Regions from separate parts of the Homo sapiens genome. Here region 1 is linked to region 2. The links are chromatin contacts, found by POLR2A ChIA-PET in ENCODE. All regions are on one chromosome and are shown on one strand. Each heading gives the region's core, a stretch centred on a gene start or an enhancer-like site at or near the end of the contact. The rest is flanking DNA. Distances are from core to core; before and after follow the strand shown.

The links. ChIA-PET counts read pairs that join two places held with the same protein, here RNA polymerase II (POLR2A).
Region 1: POLR2A ChIA-PET joins it to region 2 with 19 read pairs in PC-9. The contact joins the promoter of ZNF114-AS1 here to the promoter of TGFB1 in region 2. POLR2A ChIA-PET finds 5 or more read pairs at or near these places in 2 of 52 experiments (GM10248 and PC-9).

The regions. Positions count from the first base shown.
Region 1 is chr19:48,270,259-48,273,948 of GRCh38, reverse strand. It overlaps ZNF114-AS1 (ZNF114 antisense RNA 1), which reads left to right and starts at 2,117. Exons shown (of 3, transcript XR_936008.4): 1 at 2,117-2,333. ZNF114 (zinc finger protein 114) reads right to left here. Exons shown (of 6, transcript NM_153608.4): 2 at 2,500-2,704; 3 at 2,121-2,222. RefSeq lists enhancers at 1,615-2,120, 2,121-2,627.
Region 2 is chr19:41,352,672-41,356,427 of GRCh38, reverse strand. It overlaps TGFB1 (transforming growth factor beta 1), which reads left to right and starts at 2,506. Exons shown (of 7, transcript NM_000660.7): 1 at 2,506-3,738. The coding sequence starts at 3,384. It overlaps B9D2 (B9 domain containing 2), which reads left to right. Exons shown (of 4, transcript NM_030578.4): 4 at 1,415-2,011. The coding sequence ends at 1,728. RefSeq lists enhancers at 1,629-2,130, 2,054-2,203 and silencers at 2,204-2,733, 2,884-2,953, 3,254-3,333, 3,494-3,756.

The sequences.
Region 1 (3,690 bases), core at 868-3,367, 6.9 Mb before region 2:
CGTCTCTACTAAAAATACAAAAAATTAGCCGGGCGTGGTGGCGGGCGCCTGTAGTCCCAGCTACTCGGGAGCCTGAGGCAGGAGAATGGCGAGAACCCGGGAGGAGGAGCTTGCAGTGAGCCGAGATAACGCCACTGCACTCCAGCCTGGGCGACAGAGCGAGACTCCGTCTCAAAAAAAAAAAAAAAAAAGAAAAGCCCCACTGTTGCCTGGGGGATCCAAGTCACTTTGACACAGAAGCAAGCCTGTGCAACTCAGGGGCTGAGCTGTAAATAAGAGTTTTTGAGACACAACATTCCACGTCTATCTTGACCTTATAGTTCCCAAGGAAACAGCCACACCTGATGATAACCCCATTACACGCATCTCAGCTGTAAGCCTACCTAAGAAGATAAAACCGCCTATTTCAATTTAAGTTTCCCTGAATTCCGTCCTTTCCCCAATACAATTGGAGCGCCGGTTCTGACCCTAGTAACCTCAGACACATCAGCTCAGGACAGTAGTTTAAAAAAAAAAAAAACAGAAAAGAAAAGAAAAAGAAAAACAACGCATCATTGTGAGTCAGCTCAGGTGAGCAGGCTGAGGTTGGCTTTTGCCTGATTGTCCATGACGAAGATATACCTGGCTGATGAAACACATTCCCACCTTTGCCCTGAGTTCCAGTAAATCAGACCTCACCGGAGCGGATTAGTGATAAAAATGCATCTTGTTCCGACCGTGGGGTTTGATCCTGACACCTTCACACCACTCTCCTTGCAGCTTGTCCTTTTTATATATTTCCTCTGCTGAGGTCTCAGTTCCCATAAAAGACCATGTTCAGCACACGGAACTCAAACCCTCAAAGCTCTTTATCTGGCCAGGCGCTGTGGCTCACGCCTGTAATCCCAGCCCTTTGGGAGGCCGAGGCGGGCAGATCACGAGGTCAGGAGCTCGAGACCATCCTGGCTAACGCGGTGAAACCCCGTCTCTACTAAAAATACAAAAAATTAGCCGGGCGCGGTGGCGGGCGCCTGTAGTCCCAGCTACTTGAGAGGCTGAGGCAGGAGAATGGCGTGAACCCGGGAGGCGGAGCTTGCAGTGAGCAGAGATCGCGCCACAGCGCTCCAGCCTGGGTGACAGAGCGAGACTCCCTCTCAAAAAAAAAAAAAAAAAAAAAGCTCTTTCTCGTAAGAAACCAGTGCATCCTGCACGTCTGGCCCTGCCCAGGACTTTTCAGTTCACCCTCATCACAACAGGCTCCAATCCAATACTTTTTTTTTTTTTTTTTTTTTTTTTGAGAGAGAGTCTTGCTCTGTCGCCCAGGCTAGAGTGCAGTGGCACGATCTCGGCTCACTGCAACCTTCACCTCCCAGGTAGAAGCGATTCTCCTGCCTCAGCCTCCCAAGTAGCTAGGATTACAGGCGCTCGGCTCACTGCAATCTCCACCTCCCAGGTTCAAGCGATTCTCCTGCCTCAGCCTCCCGTGTAGCTAGGATCACAGGCGCCCGCCACCATGCCCGGCTAATTATTATTATTATTATTATTTATTTTTTTTTTTGAGACAGAGTCTCCCTCTGTCGCCCAGGCTGGAGTGCAATGGCTCGATTTCGGCTCACTGCAACCTCCACCTCCCGGGTTCAAGCGATTCTACTGCCTCAGCCTCCTGAGTAGCTGGGATTACAGGCGCATGCCACCACGGCCAGCTAATTTTGGTATTTTTAGTGGAGATGGGGGTTTCACCATGTTGGCCAGGCTGGTCTCGAACTCCTGACCTCAGGTGATCCGCCCACCTCGGCCTTCGAAAATGCTGGGATTACAGGCGTGAGCCACCGCGCCCGGCCAGCTCCAATACTTTCATGGATGCAAAGAACACAACCCCTGCAACCGCTGCATGCGGGCATCTCTGCTGCCCAAGCCCGGGGACAGGCGCTTTCGCAACGCTGCAGCACGGTATGGGGGAAGCGCCCTTCTCCCTGGGCCAAGGTGAAGGGCGCGCTCGGGGTCTGAACACGTGGGTCATTCGTGCCTTCCCCTTTCCTCCCGGAAGGGTAGAGACAATGAGGCTTTTGCAGACAGCAACTCTCAAGTCCCTGGGCCCCGGCCCGGTCCCGCCCTTAGTACGGACACTCAGGCACACTTACTCTTCCACTAGCTCCGGCTTCCAGATGTCTCTGTCGGTGGCGCAGCCCAAAAGCGCGCGCAGCCCAGGAGCGTCTCGGAGCTGCACCAGGATGGGGATCAAACTGTTGAAATAAATCAACCTAACGAGGCCGCCAGGAAGGACCGACTACAGAGATTCGTCCTGCCCAGACATTTTGTACTCGCTTCTTGACCCCTTCCTCAAAATGGACGGTGTAAGGGACCAGGGGGAGGAGAGGGGAGCCGAGCAGGCAGGGGATCCCAGCGCCCGCACTCCTGCCTGCCCACCCCCGTCCCACCCCCCGCCCCCGGGACCCGATCGACCCGACCCCAGAGTCTGACCCCCACGACCAGTAGATTGACATTTCCTGTAGAACTTACTCCCCAGGCACTCCTGATCCAAGCAGGAAACCCCAGCCTTGGGTCCTCGCTGTCGCCTCCGCCCGCGCCACCGTTCCTAGGCTCTCCAGCTGGGAAGCGCGCTCTCTGCGCAGCCAACGCGCCTCCTTGCGGGCTCCGGAGACTCCGGCCGCTTGCTGGCTTCCTGCATTTCCCAAGGAAAGAAGGCTTTTTTTTCCCCTCAGTACTGTAAAAGGGCGGAAACAGACAGGTTGGGGAGTCTCCAGTTTCTCTCTTGTCCCCATTTTTATGTTTTTGCTACCACTCCCCCCCATCCGTTGACTAGCGGCTAAACCGCAAGGCTCCCGTCGCCTACCCTTGAAATGATTTTTTTCTTCCTTCCTTCCTTTCTTTTCTTTCTTTCTTTTTTTTTTTTGAGACGGAGTCTCGCTCTGTCGCCCAGGCTGGAGTGCAGTGGCGCGATCTCGGTTCACTGCAACCTCCGCCTCCCGGGTTCATGCCATTCTCTCGCCTCAGCCTCCGAGTAGCTGGGACTACAGGCGCCCGCCACCACCCTGGCTAAGTTTTTGTATTTTTAGTAAAGACAGGGTTTCAGCGATCTCCTGACCTCGTGATCCGCCCGCCTCGGCCTCCCAAAGTGCTGAGATTACAGGCGTGAGCCACCGCGCCCGGCCCTTCTTTTCTTTTCTTTCTTTCTTTCTTTCTTTCTCTTTTTTCTCTTTTCTTTCTTTCCCTTTTTTCTCTTTCTTTCTTCTCTTTCTTTCTTTTCCTCTCCCTCCCTCCTTCCTTCCTTTTTTCTCTTTCTTTCTTCTTTTTCTTTCTCTCTCTCCCTTCCTCCTTTTCTCCCTCCCTCCCTTCCTCCCTCCCTTCTTTCTTCTCTTTCTTTCTTTCTTCTTTCTTTTTTCTTTCTCTTTCTTCCCTCCCTCCCTTCTTTCCTTTCTCTCTCTCCCTCCCTTTCTCTTTCTTTCTTTCTTTCCTTCCTTCCCCCCTTCCTCTCTCCCTCTCTGCCCCTCCCTCCCTCCCTTCCTTCCTTTTTTATTTTTTTCCTTTTCTTATTCTTTTTTTCTTTTTTTTTTTCTGAGACAAGTTCTTGCTCTGTCCTTCAGGCTGGAGTGCAGTGGCGCAATCTTGGCTCACTGCAGCCTCAAGCGATCCTACCACTTCAGTCTCCCAAGTAGCTGGGACCACAGGCACGTACAAGGCATGCCTGGC
Region 2 (3,756 bases), core at 1,257-3,756:
GCACCAGCCTTGCTTTCTCTTTTCTCAAGCCCCCATTTTGTCCATCAGGAAATCTTAAACTGCCTCTACTTTTGAAATACATCCTAAATCCCACTTCTTACCCTTTTCTCGCCCAGCACCTTGATCTGTCCAAGTTCTTCTCTCACATGGACTATGACAAGAATCTTGTCTCTGGAGTCCCCTTCCCCAACCCCCCTGGTCTGCACCCCACATGCAGCTGGGACCCTGTGAACACCTAAGTCAGGTCCCATCTCTGCTCTGCTCAGAACCCTCCAATGGTCCCCATCTCACTCAGGGTGAAAGCCATAGTCTTAGCATGCATCACAAGGCTCTCCACAACCAGGCTGGCACCTCCTTCCCGTCTCCCCACCTCATTCTGCTCTAGCCATGCTGTCCCCACCAGGCACACTCCGTCTGGGCTCCAGCCATACTGTCCCCACCAGACAGTCCCCCCCCAGGGCCTTGGCACTTGCTGTTCCCTCTGGCTAGGAGCACTCTTCCTCTAGATGGCCACATGGCCTACTCCCTTCCTTCCTTTTAGCATTTGCTCAAATGTCACCTTCTTAATGAAGCTTCCTTGATCCCCTTCTTGCTAAAGCGGTATCCCCACCCTCACCCTACCCAGCTCTGTTTTCCCTCACAGCAATTACCACCATCTGATCTACCCTATAATTTGCTTATTTACTACATTCGTTGTCTAGGATATCAGCTTCACGGGGGCAGGAATTTTTGTCTGCCATCCATGTTCATGTCTGCCGTGTCCCCAGCTAGCTAGAACAGAGTCTAGCACAGGAGAAGGGATCAGCATGAGATGAGATGGGGCTGGATCTCCAAGGGCTTTGACTACCAGACTGAGGAGCTGAACTGTGTTCTGAGGACATGGGCAAAGCTATGGAAGGAGAGAAAGATGCTTCCAGATGCCAGGTGGAAGGTGGATTAGAGAGGGGCAAGAAAGAAGGCCCTGGGCCCAAAGAGAGCAGGGCAGGGACATGAGGGAAGGCAGGAGGTGTCCCTGACAAGGCCCATGATGGTTACCTGGGGACTGGAGGAGCAATGGGCTGCCCTGACATGGGGTCATGGAGGAGGATAACACAGAGAGGAAATTCAGCAGAGGTCTGATTAGAAGGGCCTTGAATGTTGAAGAGGTTGGACTTTATACTGAGGGCACTGGGGAGCTATGGAAGGATCCTTAGCAGGGGAGTAACATGGATTTGGAAAGATCACTTTGGCTGCTGTGTGGGGATAGATAAGACGGTGGGAGCCTAGAAAGGAGGCTGGGTTGGAAACTCTGGGACAGAAACCCAGAGAGGAAAAGACTGGGCCTGGGGTCTCCAGTGAGTATCAGGGAGTGGGGAATCAGCAGGAGTCTGGTCCCCACCCATCCCTCCTTTCCCCTCTCTCTCCTTTCCTGCAGGCTGGCCCCGGCTCCATTTCCAGGTGTGGTCCCAGGACAGCTTTGGCCGCTGCCAGCTTGCAGGCTATGGATTTTGCCATGTGCCCAGTAGCCCGGGCACCCACCAGCTGGCCTGCCCCACGTGGCGGCCCCTGGGCAGTTGGCGAGAACAGTTGGCACGGGCTTTCGTGGGTGGTGGGCCGCAGCTGCTGCATGGGGACACCATCTACAGTGGGGCCGACCGCTATCGCCTGCACACAGCTGCTGGTGGCACCGTGCACCTGGAGATCGGCCTGCTGCTCCGCAACTTCGACCGCTACGGCGTGGAGTGCTGAGGGACTCTGCCTCCAACGTCACCACCATCCACACCCCGGACACCCAGTGATGGGGGAGGATGGCACAGTGGTCAAGAGCACAGACTCTAGAGACTGTCAGAGCTGACCCCAGCTAAGGCATGGCACCGCTTCTGTCCTTTCTAGGACCTCGGGGTCCCTCTGGGCCCAGTTTCCCTATCTGTAAATTGGGGACAGTAAATGTATGGGGTCGCAGGGTGTTGAGTGACAGGAGGCTGCTTAGCCACATGGGAGGTGCTCAGTAAAGGAGAGCAATTCTTACAGGTGTCTGCCTCCTGACCCTTCCATCCTTCAGGTGTCCTGTTGCCCCCTCCTCCCACTGACACCCTCCGGAGGCCCCCATGTTGACAGACCCTCTTCTCCTACCTTGTTTCCCAGCCTGACTCTCCTTCCGTTCTGGGTCCCCCTCCTCTGGTCGGCTCCCCTGTGTCTCATCCCCCGGATTAAGCCTTCTCCGCCTGGTCCTCTTTCTCTGGTGACCCACACCGCCCGCAAAGCCACAGCGCATCTGGATCACCCGCTTTGGTGGCGCTTGGCCGCCAGGAGGCAGCACCCTGTTTGCGGGGCGGAGCCGGGGTGCCCGCCCCCTTTCCCCCAGGGCTGAAGGGACCCCCCTCGGAGCCCGCCCACGCGAGATGAGGACGGTGGCCCAGCCCCCCCATGCCCTCCCCCTGGGGGCCGCCCCCGCTCCCGCCCCGTGCGCTTCCTGGGTGGGGCCGGGGGCGGCTTCAAAACCCCCTGCCGACCCAGCCGGTCCCCGCCGCCGCCGCCCTTCGCGCCCTGGGCCATCTCCCTCCCACCTCCCTCCGCGGAGCAGCCAGACAGCGAGGGCCCCGGCCGGGGGCAGGGGGGACGCCCCGTCCGGGGCACCCCCCCGGCTCTGAGCCGCCCGCGGGGCCGGCCTCGGCCCGGAGCGGAGGAAGGAGTCGCCGAGGAGCAGCCTGAGGCCCCAGAGTCTGAGACGAGCCGCCGCCGCCCCCGCCACTGCGGGGAGGAGGGGGAGGAGGAGCGGGAGGAGGGACGAGCTGGTCGGGAGAAGAGGAAAAAAACTTTTGAGACTTTTCCGTTGCCGCTGGGAGCCGGAGGCGCGGGGACCTCTTGGCGCGACGCTGCCCCGCGAGGAGGCAGGACTTGGGGACCCCAGACCGCCTCCCTTTGCCGCCGGGGACGCTTGCTCCCTCCCTGCCCCCTACACGGCGTCCCTCAGGCGCCCCCATTCCGGACCAGCCCTCGGGAGTCGCCGACCCGGCCTCCCGCAAAGACTTTTCCCCAGACCTCGGGCGCACCCCCTGCACGCCGCCTTCATCCCCGGCCTGTCTCCTGAGCCCCCGCGCATCCTAGACCCTTTCTCCTCCAGGAGACGGATCTCTCTCCGACCTGCCACAGATCCCCTATTCAAGACCACCCACCTTCTGGTACCAGATCGCGCCCATCTAGGTTATTTCCGTGGGATACTGAGACACCCCCGGTCCAAGCCTCCCCTCCACCACTGCGCCCTTCTCCCTGAGGACCTCAGCTTTCCCTCGAGGCCCTCCTACCTTTTGCCGGGAGACCCCCAGCCCCTGCAGGGGCGGGGCCTCCCCACCACACCAGCCCTGTTCGCGCTCTCGGCAGTGCCGGGGGGCGCCGCCTCCCCCATGCCGCCCTCCGGGCTGCGGCTGCTGCCGCTGCTGCTACCGCTGCTGTGGCTACTGGTGCTGACGCCTGGCCGGCCGGCCGCGGGACTATCCACCTGCAAGACTATCGACATGGAGCTGGTGAAGCGGAAGCGCATCGAGGCCATCCGCGGCCAGATCCTGTCCAAGCTGCGGCTCGCCAGCCCCCCGAGCCAGGGGGAGGTGCCGCCCGGCCCGCTGCCCGAGGCCGTGCTCGCCCTGTACAACAGCACCCGCGACCGGGTGGCCGGGGAGAGTGCAGAACCGGAGCCCGAGCCTGAGGCCGACTACTACGCCAAGGAGGTCACCCGCGTGCTAATGGTGGAAACCCACAACGGTGAGCTCGGAGGGGCAG